Regions from separate parts of the Homo sapiens genome. Here regions 1 and 2 are each linked to region 3. The links are chromatin loops, found by intact Hi-C in ENCODE. Cell type or tissue: endothelial cell of umbilical vein. All regions are shown on one strand.

Region 1 (5,000 bases), 72 kb after region 3:
TGTAGTTCCAGAATACTGTCATCACCCCAAAGACATCCCATCCCCATCAGCAGTCACTCTCCACCCCTCCCCAGCCGCAGGCCACCGTGAATCCCTTTACTGTCTCGGTGGATTAGCCTGTCCTTCGCAGTTCACATAAATGGGATCATGTATTGTGTGGCCTTTTATGTCTGGCACCTCTCCCTGGCCGTGATGTCCTCAGGGTTCATCCAGGTGCTAGCCTATGTCAGAGCTTCGTTCCTTTTCATGGCTGAGTAATATTCCTTTTTCCAGACAGACCACCTTGTATTTATCCATTACGATTTGTATTTAAGGACATGGAAGATGCTTAAATATTAGGTTGGTGCAAAAGTAGTTGTGGTTTTCACCTTTTTAACGGCAAAATCGCAATTACTTTTGCACCAGCCTAATAATACAGTCACTGAAAAACTTACATGCAAAATCGTACACATTATTAGCAATGGGTTTTTTGTTTTGTTTTGTTTTGTTTTTTGAGACGGAGTCTCGCTCTGTCGCCCAGGCTGGAGTGCAGTGGCGCGATCTCAGCTCACTGCAAGCTCCGCCTCCCGGGTTCAGGCCATTCTCCTGCCTCAGTCTCCCGAGTAGCTGGGACTACAGGCGCCCACCACCACGCCCGGCTAATTTTTTGTATTTTCAGTAGAGACAGGGTTTCACCGTGTTAGCCAGGACGGTCTCGATCTCCTGACCTCATGATCCGCCCGCCTCAGCCTCCCAAAGTGCTGGGATTACAGGCGTGAGCCACCACGCCCAGCCTTGTTTTATTTGTTTTGTTTTGTTTTAATGCACAGAAAAAAAGACATGGGAAATAAGCCAAAAAGGTTTACAATTTCTTTTCCTGGTCCCCAAAACAAAATATAATAACTATAGAAGTTACATAAAATAGGCCGGGCACAGTGGCTCACGCCTGTAATCCCAATGCTTTGGGAGGCCGAGGCTGGCAGATCACCTCAGGTCGGGAGTTCAAGAGTAGCCTGACCAACATGGAGAAACCCCGTTTCTACTAAAAATACAAAAAAATTAGCCGGGTGTGGTGGCCCATGCTTGTAATCCCAGCTACTCGGGAGGCTGAGGCAGGAGAATCACTTGAACCTGGGAGGCGGAGGTTGCAGTGAGCTGAGGTCGTGCCATTACACTCCAGCCTGGGCAACAAGAGTGAAACTCCGTCTCAAAAAAAAAGAAGAAGAAGAAGAAGTTACATAAAATCATACAGCATTCAAAAGTCATCCTTGGCTGGGCACTGTGGCTCATGCCTGTAATCCCAGCACTTTGGAAGACTGAGGTGGGCGGATCACCTGAGGTCAGAAGTTCGAGACCAGCCTGGCCAACATGGTGAAACCCCGTTTCCACTAAAAATAGAAACATTAGCTGGGTGTGGTGGCATGCACCTGTAGTCCCACCTACCCAGGAGGCTGAGGCAGGAGAATCGTTTGAACCTGGGAGGTGGAGGTTGTAGTGAGCTGAGATCACGCCACTGCACTCCAGCCTGGGCAACAGAGCGAGACTCTTGTCAAAAACAAAAAAAACACAAAACACACACACCACACACACACACACAAAGGACATGGAAGATGCTTAAATAATAGCCATTGAAAAACCCACATGCGGCCGGGCACGGTGGCTCATGCCTGTAATCCCAGCACTTTGGGAGGCCGAGGCGGGCGGATCACGAGGTCAGGAGATGGAGACCATCCTGGCTAACACGGTGAAACGCCGTCTCCACTAAATATACAAAAATTAGCCGGGCGTGGTGGCGCACGCCTGTAATCCCAGCTACTCAGGAGGCTGAGGCAGGAGAATGGCGTGAATCTGGGAGGCAGAGGTTGCAGTGAGCTGAGATCACACCACTGCACTCCAGACTGGGCGACAAAGTGAGACTCTGTCAAAAAAGAGAAAGAAAGAAAAGAGAGAAGGGGGGGAGGGGAGAGAGAGAAAAAAAGAAAGAGAGAGAGAGGGAGGGAGGGAGGGGAGAGAGAGAAAGAAAAAGAAGAGAGGGAGGGAGGGAGAGAGAAAGAGAAGGGGAGGGGTGGGGAGGGGAGGGGAGGGAAGATCCCTCCACGCCCTTCTTCAGACCCATTCTCAGCACCTGTAGCCACCATTTGTTCACAGCTGAGGCAAATCCTTCAAACTTCTAGGCGTGCCCAAACGTTGGCCTCAGAAGAAAGCAGTGACAGTAAGTAGCAATAATGGTTCATTTCCTCGGATTGTGTCATCTGATCCTCCCGGAAACGCTGTGAGGTAAGGGCTATGGTTCTACGCATTGATTGTGCAGATGAATAAACATGGACTGACAGAAGGTAAACAACTCCCTTGAGTCCACAGCTAGAAAGTGGTACGGCCAGAACTGGGCAGCATTTTCAGCCAGACCGTAGGGCTCCCGCACATGTGCCCAAGACCGTCTTCTGTAATGGAGATCGGCACTATTTCATACCAACACTTGCCATTTGTTTTTAAAACTGGACTCACTCAACACAGACTGCTCTGAGGCTGGCTTAGCTTTTTTTTTTTTTCGCTTAACTTCCTATGACCGACAGCTTGCTAAGTCATTGCATTTTTATGAAGGAAAACAAAAAAGATATAAAAATAATAATTTTTTAAAAATCAGTGCATTTTAACAACTCCAGAGTAATTTAATTTACATGCTTAGCCGGACGCGGTGGCTCACACCTGAAATCCCAGCACTTTGAGAGGCCGAGGCGGGAGGATCACCTGAGGTCAGGAGTTCAAGGCCAGCCTGGTCAACATGGTGAAACCCCGTCTCTACTAAAAATACCAAAATAAAAAATAAAAATTAGCCAGGCATGGTGGCAGGCACCTGTGATCCCAGCTACTCAGGAAGATGAGGCAGGCAATGAACCTGGGGGGCAGAGGTTGCAGTGAGCCAAGATTGTGCCACTGCACTCCAGCCTGGGCAACAGAGCGAGACTCCATCTCAAAAAAAAAAAAATTATATACTATTGATGGACATTTAGATTATTTCTGAGTTTTGCTACTTTTACACACTATCTTTCAATAAAGTGCCTTATGAACATGTTTCTTTCTTTCTTTTTTTTTGACACGGAGTTTCACTCTTGCCGCCCAGGATAGAGTGCAATGGCGTGTTCTCGGCTCACTGCAACCTCCACCTCCCGGATTCAAGTGATTCTCCTGCCTCAGCCTCCCGAGTAGCTGGGATTTAGCTGGGATTACAGGCATGCACCCACCACGCCCAGCTAATTTTGTATTTTTAGGAAAGACGGGATTTCGCCATGTTGGTCAGGCTGGTCTCGAACTCCTGACCTCAGGTGATCCGCCTTCCTCAGCCTCCCAAAGTGCTGGGATTACAGGCATTAGCCACCGTACCCAGCCTACATATTAATTTCTGTACACACACTTGGATGTGTGTGTGCATTCCAGCATATGTGTGTGTACCGGTCCCTAGAATTATGAGACATTTTTATTCCCTCATATGTAAAATGCCTATTCATACTTTTTGTTTCTTTTCTTTTCTTTTTTTTTTTTTTTTCTTTTTTGAGACAGGGCCTGCTGGCTCTGTCGCCCGGGCTGGAGTCCAGTGGTGCTATCATAGCTCACTGCAGCCTTGATCTCCCAAATTCAAGCAGTCTTCCCACCTCAGCCTCCCAAGTAGCTGGGACTACATGGAAGCACCACCACACTCAGCTAATTTAAAAAAAAATTTTAAAGATGAGTTCTTGCTGTGTTGCCCAGGCTGGTCTCCAATTCCTGGGCTCAGGTGATCCTCCTATCTTGGCCTCCTAAAGTGCTGGGATTACAGGTGTGTGCCACTGCACCCAGTCTGTTTATTTCCTAATTAAATCACTTGCGTATTTCTTTGGGATGAAAGACACTTTTTACGCAGGCTTGTTAATTCTGGTCTGTTACAAGTGTTGCAAATATTTTCTCCTAGACTATCATTTAGATTTTTATGTCTGGCACACAAAACTCATCAACATGTTCCTTTCTTGATTCTCTAGGTTTTGTGACATGCTTAGTTAGAAAACTGTTCCACAAACTAAGATTTAAAATGATACATCCTGGCTGGGCGCGGTGGCTCACGCCTGTAATCCCAGCACTTTGGGAGGCTGAGGAGGGTGGATCGCGAGGTCAGGAAATCGAGACCATCCTGGCTAACACGGTGAAACCCTGTTTCTACTGAAAATACAAAAAATTAGCTGAGTGTGGTGGTGGGCACCTGTAGTCCCAGCTACTCGGGAGGCTGAGGCAGGAGAATTGCTTGAACCCGGGAGGTGGAAGTTGCAGTGAGCTGAGATCCCGCCATTGCACTCCAGCCTGGGTGACAAGAGCAAGACTCTGTCTCAAAAGACAAAAATGTTGTACATACACAGCATGGAATATTATGCAGCCACAAAAAGGAACGGGATCATGTCCTTTGCAGGGACATGGATGGAGCTGGAAGCCGTTGTCCTCAGCAAACTAACACAGAACAGAAAATCAAACACCACATGTTCTCACTTATAAGTGGGAGCTGAATACTGAGAACACATGGACACAGGGAGGGGAACAACACACACTGGGGCCGCTGGGGGGTGAGGTGAGGGGGAAGGGAGGGAGGGCTCCAGGATAAAGAGCTGACGTACGTGGGGCTTTTTGTTTGTTTGAGACGGAGTCTCGCTCTGTCACCCAGGCTGGAGTGCAATGGTGCAATCTCAGCTCACTGCAACCTCTGCTTCCCAGGTTCAAGTGATTCTCCTGCCTCAGCCTCCTGAGTAGCTGGGATTACAGGCGTCCGCCACCACACCCAGCTAATTTTTGTATTTTTAGTAGAGACGGGGTTTCACCATGTGGGTCAGGCTGGTCTCGAACTCCTGACCTCGAGCAAGCCACCCACCTCGGCCTCCCAAAGTGCTGGGATTACAGGCATGAGCCGCCGCGCCCAGCAACATGTGGGGCTTAATACCTAGGTGACGGGTTGATTGCAGCAAACCACCATGGCACATGTTTACCTATGTAACAAACCTGCA
Region 2 (5,000 bases), 84 kb after region 3:
CGCACTCCAGCCTGGGCAAAAAGAGCAAAACTCCACTAAAATTAATAATAATAATAATAATAATAATAATAAATAAGAGGTGGTGGGAGGTGAGAGTCAGAGACTGGAAGAGGCTGCACGGCCAGCCATGAACGTGGAGGAAGAGGCCCCAAGCTGAGGGAAGCAGCTGCCTCTAAATGCTGGCAAACGTGGAAGCCAGGTTCTCCCCTGGATCCTCCAGGAGGGCCCAGCCCTGCTCACAGCTTGATTTGGAGCCCAGGGAGACTGATTTTGGATTCCTGGCCTCCAGACTTGTCAGATAATAACTCTGTGTTGTTTCCAGCCACTGGGTTGGCAGTGATTTGTTACAGCAGCGGGAGGAAACTCATACGGTGCTCACAAATGCTTGCTGCATGAGTGAGGGCACCGGTGAAAGAATGCGGAGCAGCTGTGGAATACGGCCCGGGGGAGCCAGGGGACTGTGCTGGCCTCCTGTGTGTCAGCTGTCATGAGACCCTGGGCCTGGGAAATTATCCCAGGGTCTCAGTTTCCTGATCTGAAACGCCGGGGTCACTCTCGCCAGCCTCACGGACTGGGATAAGTAAGGGGGTGTGTCCTCTCAAAATGTGGAACCAGCCAGCACCCGGGATGTTCCTCTGTCCTGCAGCCAGCCATATCCCAGCGTCCTTTCCAGGACCCTCAGCTCCATTCTGCCAGGAGCTTGTTCTAAGACCTTTCATATATTCCCTCACCTATTTACCATTAGTCCATGTGACTGTCACCCCCTTTCCTGAAAGAGGCACATAGAGGTGAAGTCATCGCCCCAAGGTTGCTTAGCTGTTAAAAGGCAGCATGAGGGCTGGTCCCGGTGGCTCACGCCTGGAATCCCAGCACTTTGGGAGGCCAAGGTGGAAGGATCACTTGAGCCCAGGAGTTCAAGACCAGCCTGGGCAACACAGAGAGACCCCATCTCTAGTAAAAATTTTCAAAAATTAGCCAGTCATCGTGGTACATGCCTATATAGGCCTCACTACTCAGGAGGCTGAGTTGGGGGCATCACTTGAGCCCAGGAAGTCAAGGCTGCCATAAGCTATGACGGCGCTGCTGCCAGGCACAGTGGCTCACGCATGTAATCCTATCACTCTGGGAGGAGAGGCAGGTGGATCACCTGCGGTCAGGAGTTCGAGACCAGCCTGGCCAACATGGTGAAACCCCGTCTCTACTAAAAATACAAAACTTAGCTGGGCATGGTGGCGTGCACCTGTAATCCCAGCTACTCAGGGGGCTGAAGCTGGAGAATCGCTTGAACCCAGAGGACAGAGGTTGCAGAGAGCCGAGATTGTGCCACTGCATACTCTTCCAGCCTGGGTGACAGAGTGAGACTCCGTCTTGTCTCAAAACAATCAAAAAAAAAAATTAAAAACAAAGGTAGAATGTGGAAGGAAATGAAACCATCAGGGAATGAGCCCAAGATGTGTCCCATCCCAGTGTCCCCTCTGTGCCTCAGTTTACCCTCATCACACTGATCTTCCTCTTGGGAACATGGGAGCCCCTAGCCTAGGGATGTGGGAGTCAAGGTCTGTTCTCAGCAGGCCACTTTCCTGTGACAACCCTGAAAGGAGGTGAAAGGTCAGAGGCTGCTGGGTCGCCCCACCCTGCCCTGGAGACAGAATTCAGATACCTGGCGTCATGGATTCCCAGAGGTCTGAAAGTCCTGCTCACCTGGAACGTGGGAACGCCCTTCAGAGCTCCCTTCCCTCCCCGACCCAGGAAATATAGGGGTCTCCCCATTCTGGGTCTGGCTCAGGGACTGTGTGTCCCTGACTGCCCTCCATGAAGGAGGCCGCCCTTGGGTCTGCCGGGAGGAGGAAGACGACTAGGAGGAGGAGGAGGAGGAGGAGAGGCAGGGCGGCCAGCCTGAGTGGAGGAATCCCCGAACCGGCTAAAAATAGCCAAGGAAATTATTCCAACACCTTCCCAAAATAGAAAGCAGTCTCTGGGCCCAACAAAAGGCCAGGGCTGGTCGGCAGCTAGAGAGGAGGTGGCGTTTAAGAAAGGTGACCTGCGACAGCCCCCCCACCCTGCCCTCCCTCTACGGCCCTTCGTCCCCTAGAGTCTTCCAGGGCCAGGTGTGGGCAGAGGGGCAGGCCCAGGCGGGTGTGGGGCCCCTGGCTCCCCCTCGCCCCTGCCCCTCCCCAAAATCCTGGACCAAAGGGCTCCTGACCCGGGAACTGGGAGGGGCCAAGCCACTCGCGTTAAAAATAGCCCTTGCCTCCTCCCAGGCTATATTTAGATCCCTTGGCACCGGCGTCAGCAGGAAGGCAGCGGCTGGGCACACCCCACCGGGCCGCCCGGGCGCCCTGGCTCAGGCACCGCCCCTGGCCACCGCAGCTGGGCAGAGACCAACTGTATGGACAGAGCTGGCTGCAGCACCCAACTTGCTGGGTGGTGCCAGGACACCCGCAGACCCTCTCTGAGCCGGCTTGTGCAGGAGAGAGCGGGAGACAAGCTGGTGGGACTCTACACTGCAGAGGGCGCTGGGAAAAGGCTGCTCCCAGCCCCGGGCCCTCACTCTGGGGGCCCGGCGGGGCGGGCAGTGCGCCGGCCTCAGTTTCCCCATCTGTGCAATGGGACATTAACAGCACCCGCATCACAGCGCTCAGCTCACGGTCGGACACGCACTAAGCGCTCTGCACGGGTTGGCAGTCAACGAAAGTGGGTGTCACTGCTTTCTCCAAGTCCCCGTCCCGCCCGGGCCAGCTCCAGAAACGCAGGGGCTGATGTCATCCCCAGGCTCAAACCTCCCAGCGTGGCCGACGCAGGCAGGCGCCGCCGTCACGGGCGTTCCTGCGCCAGGGAATCCCGGCCCCGGCGCCGGGGCCCCAGTGGAAACCCGTGACGCCAGCGCCCGCCGCCGTGGGTCTTCCGGGCTGGCGGTAGCGGGGCGGGGCGTTCTCCCGCGCCGCTGACCCCACCTCCGCGCCAGCCCCGGGAACGCGCACGGCCTCTCTCCACCCTCCGCGAGCCCAGTGTGCTTGCGCTTGCGCTTGCCCCGCACTCAGTCGCCCCCTCCACGAGTGCACACTCCACTCACGCGGGATGCGCAGGACGCCGACAAGCAGGCGTCCACAGTGGGTCTGCAGGGACGCATCGCATGGGCAGGCCTGGTGGGTGTAGGTGTGCAGGAGTTCGTGGACATGCGTGTGCACGATCCCGCGTGGAAGGCACGGTGGACATGCGTGTGCACAATCCCGCGTGAAATGCAAAGGTAGGCATGCGTGTGCACGATCCTTCGTGGAATGAACAGTGGGTATGCCTGTGCACGTTCCCCTTGGAAGGCGCCGTGGGTACCCGTGCACGGTGCTGGCCCTTTGCAGGAGGATGGGGAGCCCTGGCTGGAGAGTACAGATTCCGGACACACACACTCACACACACACACACACTCATTCACCCTCTCTCCCGGTGCCCGTGGCCTGTGGGCGTGGAGCCGTGGGCGATGACTCTCAGGCTGTTCACCGTCTCCCCACCAGTCTGGGAGCTAATTACTGTCAGGACCAGACGGGGTGGCTGGAAAGATGAACAAATCGCTGTGTGTCTGCAGCCCGTCTGGAGCTGCAGGCCTCATAGGCGTCTGTTCCGGGGGTGTCGGGCGTGACGCGGCCCTGGGTGGAGGGCGGGCAGCCTGGGTGCTGCGTGCACCGTGGGGGAGCCCTGGGTTTCTGCGTGGGTCCTGGAGGGTCTGCGGTGAGTGATGGGAAAGTGATGGATGAGTGATGGGGGTCCGTGTCTGCCGTATGTGCCTTTGTGTGAAAGCGAGAGACAGGAGGCCTGGCGGCGTCTATTCTCCCGATCAACAAAGTGGATGTAATAATAGTATTTACCCTATAAGGTTACGGGGACCCAGCAACCTCACTTCTCTTGGTACTATCTGAAAGAAATACACAACTTAGGAGCACACAGAGACCAGGAGGTAAATGCACGTAGCAGCTTTGTTCCTCATCACCAAAACCTGGGAAGAGCTCAAATACCCCTCCATTCAGAGGGGAACAGGTCAACGGAGGTCGGTTCATAGAATGAAAGTTCAGCAGTCAAGAGGAACGCACTCGCCTTCAAAACATGCTCAGTGAGGCCGGGCGCGGTGGTTTATGCCTGTAATCCCAGCACTTTGGGAGGCCCAGGTGGGCGGATCACTTGAGGTCAGGTGTTTGAGACCAGCCTGATCAGCGTGGTGAAACCTCATCTCTACTAAAAATACAAAAAATTAGCCGGCCATGGTGGTGGGCACCTGTAGTCCCAGCTACTCCGGAGGCTGAAGCAGGAGAATCGCTTGAACCTGGGAGGCGGAGGTTGCAATGAGTTGAGATAGTGCCACTGCACTCCAGCCTGGGTGACAGAACACGACTCAGTCTCAAAAAATGAAATGAAATGAAATAAATGAAATGAAATGGAATAAATAAAATGAAAATAAAAATAAAGCATGTGCACCCAACACACAAACACACAGGTATGCACACTCATGCCAAAACAATTGCAGGGGCCCCAGCAGCCCCTAGAATCCCCATCAGAGGCTGGGGAGGAAGATCGGCGGCAGGAGGGACAGACAGTGCCTATGTGCCCCAGATTGTGTCTCTGTCACCAGCTGCCAGAGCCCGTGCCTGTCTGAGGAGGTGGGTGTCTCCGGACCGCCCACCTCTGTGTCTGTCTCCAGGACATAGGCTCCACCTCCCCCCAGGGCCTCACTCCCATCTCCTCCTCCCACCCTGGTCCCCCACCTTCCTGTCCCCACCCTTGTTGGCGGTAGGAACCTACTGTTTCTGGCTGCAAGAGGAGATGGTTGAGGGGGCCCAGTCAGGGCATCCGTTTATCATCCCTCTATTTCTCTTCTTAGCTCAACAAGAAGACCTTCCTGTCTCTGGGCCTCGGTTTCTCCGGCTGTGAAATGGAAGGATAGTTTCTTAGGGTATATGGGCATCACCTCCCCACCTGTGCAGTTCTAATCCCACCAACCCTGGCTGTTTCTG
Region 3 (5,000 bases):
TCTGTTTCTCTAACACAAATTGAGCAACTGGCCACTTGTCACCTTGTGAAACCTTGATATTTTATTCCACAAAGTTGTGCCTATCTTGAGTAGAGCCTACACCTTAGACCATAACACGGTTCATGCGTTGTTTCAACACCTGTTGGGTGATGCAGAGTGAATGGGGCCTGGCCAGGCATCTTGTTGAGGAACATGTCACAGTGTCCTCACCCTCAAGAAGGGGAGGTGTCCCATCCCTGCAGGGTGGGGTGAAAACACGTGCAGAAGTGGGCATTGGGAGTGCAGCCAGGAGCTTGGCTGCAGGCGTCCTGGCTGCAGACACAGCTTTGCTGCTGTGTTTGGTAAACAACACCAGGGACCAGGGAGGGGGCCCCCACATCCCACCCCACAGCCTCAGACCTGTTCTCACCCCCCTGTGGTTTGGGAACTCAGTATCTCTGCTGACCCCTCCTGGGCAATTTGCAAGTGAAGGAATTGACTGCTGGTGCTCCAGGCCACCCGAGAGACACCCTCCGCCCCCCACCCCCCCACCCCCATCACCCCTCCACCCCCGCGGCCCCCCCCATCAGTCTGTCACCCAGGCCTCTGGGCACTTTTAGACAAACTCTGTTGGGGGAGGGGAGAGGAGGAAGCAGAGATTAATCACTTTCAGGCTGGGCCTGCGGCGAAGGCACTTCTAGTGAGGGACATCATAGTGCATTTTCCCACAGCGTTCATGGAAGTCTTTCTTGAGGCCTGATATGAGGGGAAGACGAGGGAAGAAGACACCAGTCTCTGCCTCAACAACCAGGCAGAGGCCGGGCGCAGTGGCCCACGCCTGTAATCCCAACACTCTGGGAGGCTGAGGCGGGTGGAGCATCTAGGATCGGGAGTTCAAGACCATCCTGGCCAACATGGTGAAACCCTGTCTCTACTAAAAATACAAAAATTAGCCGGGCGTGGTGGTGCACACCTGTAATCCCAGCTACTCGGGAGGCTGAGGCAGGAGAATCGCTTGAACCTGGGAGGGGGAGGTTGCAGTGAGCCGTGATTGCACCACTGCACTCCAGCCTGGGAGACAGACTAAGACTCTGTCTCAAAAAAAAAAATGTAAAAATTAACTGGGCTTGGTGGCACCTGTAGTCCCAGCTACTTGGGAGGCTGAGTGGGGACGATCCCTTGAGGCCAAGAGTTTGAGGCTGCAGTGAGCTGTGATTGCACCACTGCACTCCAGCCTGGGTAACAGCAAGACCTTGTCTCTAAAATAAAATAAAACAGAACCAGGCACAGAGCTGGGCACGGTGGTTCATGCCTGCAATCCCAGCACTTTGGGAGGTCAAGGCAGGTGGATCCCCTGAGGTCAGGAGTTCGAGACCAGCCTGGCTAACATGGCAAAACCTCGTCTCTACTAAAAATACAAAAATTAGCCGGACATGGTGGAGTGCACCTGTAGTCCCAGCTACTTGGGAGGCCAAGGCAGGAGAATCTCTTGAAACCAGGAGGCGGAGGTTGCAGTGAGCCGAGATCACACCACTGCACTCCAGCCTGGGCAACAGAGTGAGACTCAGCCTCAAAAAAAAAAAAAAAAAAAAAATAGAACCAGACAGAGAGCAGCAGGGCTGCGTCCTATCCCTGCCCCTTAGACAGAGAGGCATGAAGGGGTGAGCAGGCCAGGCCGGGACCAATGTCGGGGGCCAGGACTGGGACTGGTAGGGTTGGCAGGGCTCACTCAGCTGCGTGTATGGGCCCTGACCCCTGGGCACACCTGCATTCCCCTGCCCTGGGAGTTGCTCCAGTGTTTATTGAGTGGGTCCTCTGGGATGGCACTGGGGGGGTGCAATGGTTTTTTTTAAAGTCCTAGTGGATTCTGGCCAGGTGTCCGAGGAGGACACAAGCTGAGAGACACCTGCGCCCCCAGAACTGGAGGAGGCAGAAAGCGTTCTCCCCTGGAACCTCTGGAGGGAGCACAGGCTTGCAGACCCCATGATTTTGGACTTCTGGCCTCCAGAACTGGGAGAGGATCCATGTCTGTGGTTTTAAGACCCCCTCCCAGTCCCCCATTTGTGGCACTTTCTTACGGCAGCCCCAGGACACCCATCCACAGAGTTCCTGGGAAATGGGGATGTCAGGCCCGTCGTCTGCACGTTTGGCAACCAGAAAAGCCCCTGTCCGTGGGGGTGCGTCCCCTGCTCCCCGCATTTCTGCCAAAGCCCCTTCCGTCGGCAGCTTGTCCTTGCATGTCCCCGAGGAAGGTGACCAGCAGGCGGAGCTGCTGCCCAGCGGCGGCCGTCCCCTCGCCCTCCTCCCTCCTCTTGTTACCATAAACACTTGGAGACCTCAGAGGAAAACGCTCAAGGATTCCCAGCCTCCAGGGCTGTGTGCCGAGGGCTTCAGAGGCTCGCATGGGGAGCGCCCTTTCCTGCACCCGCCCTGTTGACTCTGCTATCTTCCCGGTCGCCCGGCTTCCCGGGGCAGCCTGATGGCCAGGGCGCAGGTCTGGGTGGGTGCCAGGTGCCTGCCCTCCTGCCCGCCCGCCCTGGCCACCCTGAGCTGCAGGACACAGAGACCCGGACGGGAGCCAGCCGTGCTGGGCGTGGCCTGGACTCTGGGTTACGCTGGGGCAGTGAAATTTCAAAACAAACTTAGCCACATGGTCCGAGTCAGGTGTGTCCGGGTGACCCCTGTGCAGACCTTGGCGTCTGGACCTGCCCGGCCGGGGGCACCCATCCCGCAGATGCTGAGGCGGAGCCCCAAATCACGGGACCCTCTGCTGCAGGCACCGGCGGGGCGGGCTGCCAGGGCCGGAGACGAGCCATGTGCATTCTTGGGATGTTTTTTCGTTTAACCGTCTCTCCCTCTCCCAGCCATTTCCTGGCCTCTCGCAGACAAGCGACAGACAAGCAGGTCTGGCGCCGGGCCACGCTGGTGGTTTTCCATGCCGGGGTCAGTCTGGGATCCACATCCCCACAGCTCGGCCCCTGGGGGGCCGGGAGCCAGGGGTTTGAGGCCCCGATCCACCCCTTCCCAGCTCTGTGACCTTAAAATCCTTTAGCATCGGTTTCCCTACTTGTGCATGTTAACATTTGGAAGCTGATGATTCTTGGTCTCGGGGTGTTGGGGGGCTTCCTGGCAGGGAGTGGGTGGAGACCAGAGACGCTGCTCAGCACCCTGCAGTGCCCAGGACGGCCCCACCCCAGAGAGAAGGATCCAGCCCCAATGTCCACAGGGCTGAGGGGGAGAGGTCCTGCTGAAAAGCTGCAAACAGGTGCTTTTCTGCCCAGCTTCTCCGGCCTGGTTAGCGATGAAACCTGTGGCTGCCAGCCATTGAGCCCAGCCCCTGGGCGGGCGTTGCTCGTGAATTCCTTAGGCCCTGCAGGACGGGCAGTCTCTTGCTTGTGGCTGGAGCACCGTTTTCTGTTGATTTATTTATATTCTGCCTCATTCCACAAAGGATCGGAGCAAGCATTCAGGAAGAGATTCTATCAAATACAAAACTGCAAATAGCTTCCTAACATAGTAGAGAACAGGGCGAGTCAGGAGTTGGCACTAGGCTGCCCTCGGTCCTCTGGGTCCCGTATTGGGTTCTCCGAGGGCCCCCGGCTCTAACGGGGGATTTGTCCCAGCTCTGCCTACGCTACCTGTGTCTCAGCAGATCTCTGAGCCTCAAAGCCCTCAGAGACCCTCAAAGCCCCTAAGAATCAGCACCCTCTATGATGTCATAATGCTGAATAAGACAAGCACGTAGCCGGGCGCGGTGGCTCACGCCTGTAATCTCAGCACTTTGGGAGGCCAAGGTGGGAGGATCACTTGAGCCCAAGAGTTCAAGACCAGCCTGGGCAACAACGAGACCTCCGTCTCTACAAAAAAATAAAAGAATTAGCCGGGCGTGGTGGTGCACACCTGTGGTCCCAGCTACTCGAGGGGCTGAGGTGGGAGGATCTGGAGCCTGGGAGGTTGAGGCTGCAGTGAGCTGTGATTGCGCCATTGCATTCCAGCCTGGGTGACAGCAAGACTTCATCTCAAAAAAAAAAAAAAAGGAAAATAACACCATAACATTTTATATAGGGATGTTCTACATTTTCTTTTTAGATTTATTTCTCAATATAAATATGTAGCAAATGCTTACATGCATATATAATATGTAAAATATTACGCTGATTTTTTTTTTTTTTTTTTTTTTGAGATGGAATCTTGCTCTGTCACCCAGGCTGGAGTGCAGTGGCGTGATCTCGGCTCACTGCAACCTCCGCCTCCTGGCTTAAAGCAATTTTCCTGCCTCAGCCTCCCAAAGTGCTAGGATTACAGGCGTGAGCCACCACGCCCACCCAGAAGACTCTAGCTTAGCAGAGTTGTGGGAAGACACTCCCCTGCTGGTTCCTGGTGTGAAGAAGTGAGCGGTGCATTGCGAGAAGGCCCGAGGAGGGTCTGATAGCTAGGACCCAAGGGTGGCCCATAGGAGCTGGGAGTGTCCCCCAGGCAACAGCCAGCAAGGAAACAGGGACCCCGGTCCTACAACCACAGGGAGGCAAATGGTGCCAACAGCCTGAGGGAATGCTGGATGAAGAGCCTTCCCCGGGCGAGCCTTGGATGAGACGCAGCCCCAACCAACACCCAGACTGCAGCCCTGGGGGTACCCTGAACAGAGGCCCTGGCTTGGCTGTTCCCGGACTCCTGACCCCACAAACCGTGACGTACTAAGTGGATGTGTGTTGGAAGGCGCCACATGGATGGCAATTGGTTACGCAACACAGAGACTGAGCTCACTGCCCCACAGCCCCAGCTTGCGAGGTGGACCTTGTCCTGACCCTGCCAACAGGAATACAAAGACTTACTGGAACTTTGCACACGGGACAGCCCTGGTGACTCACGTAGCGTGAATGACTTAAGAGCAAATTCAGGCCGGGCACAGAGGCCCACGCCTGTAATCCCGGCACTTTGGGAGGCTGAGGTGGGAGGATCACTTGAGCCCAGGAGTTTGAGACCAGCCTGGGCCACATAGCGAGACCCTGTCTTTAGAACAA

The links. Peaks named below come from ENCODE experiments on the same cell type or tissue, not always from the same donor. Only the 100,000 strongest peaks of a DNase experiment are listed, where the experiment ranks them.
Region 1: a loop joins it to region 3, with 6 times the contacts of the local background. A loop is called at or near these places in 18 of 110 quality-filtered maps.
Region 2: it touches region 3 in a loop (5-fold over the local background); 18 of 110 quality-filtered maps call a loop at or near these places.

What each region holds. Positions count from the first base shown.
Region 1 is chr19:2,504,582-2,509,581 of GRCh38, reverse strand. No RefSeq gene overlaps it. Among named protein-coding and RNA genes, the nearest start is that of GADD45B, 31 kb to the right of the region's middle. In endothelial cell of umbilical vein, no CTCF peak of the experiment used is centred here; a DNase peak (open chromatin) is centred at 2,271; H3K27ac peaks cover 1,628 bases.
Region 2 is chr19:2,492,778-2,497,777 of GRCh38, reverse strand. LOC124904614 (a long non-coding RNA gene) reads left to right here and starts at 2,996. Exons shown (of 2, transcript XR_007067090.1): 1 at 2,996-3,247; 2 at 4,868-5,000. RefSeq lists a silencer at 2,624-3,003 and enhancers at 2,793-3,087, 2,746-3,453. In endothelial cell of umbilical vein, no CTCF peak of the experiment used is centred here; DNase peaks (open chromatin) are centred at 2,337 and 2,837; H3K4me3 peaks cover 1,188 bases; H3K27ac peaks cover 1,341 bases.
Region 3 is chr19:2,576,860-2,581,859 of GRCh38, reverse strand. All of the region lies in intron 2 of GNG7 (G protein subunit gamma 7), which reads left to right. Among named protein-coding and RNA genes, the nearest start is that of MIR7850, 51 kb to the left of the region's middle. RefSeq lists enhancers at 2,287-2,336, 2,155-2,449, 4,748-4,892, a silencer at 2,155-2,449 and a cis regulatory region at 4,813-4,826. In endothelial cell of umbilical vein, a CTCF peak has its summit at 2,237 (motif pointing right); DNase peaks (open chromatin) are centred at 2,339, 2,659 and 3,339; H3K4me3 peaks cover 758 bases; H3K27ac peaks cover 2,003 bases.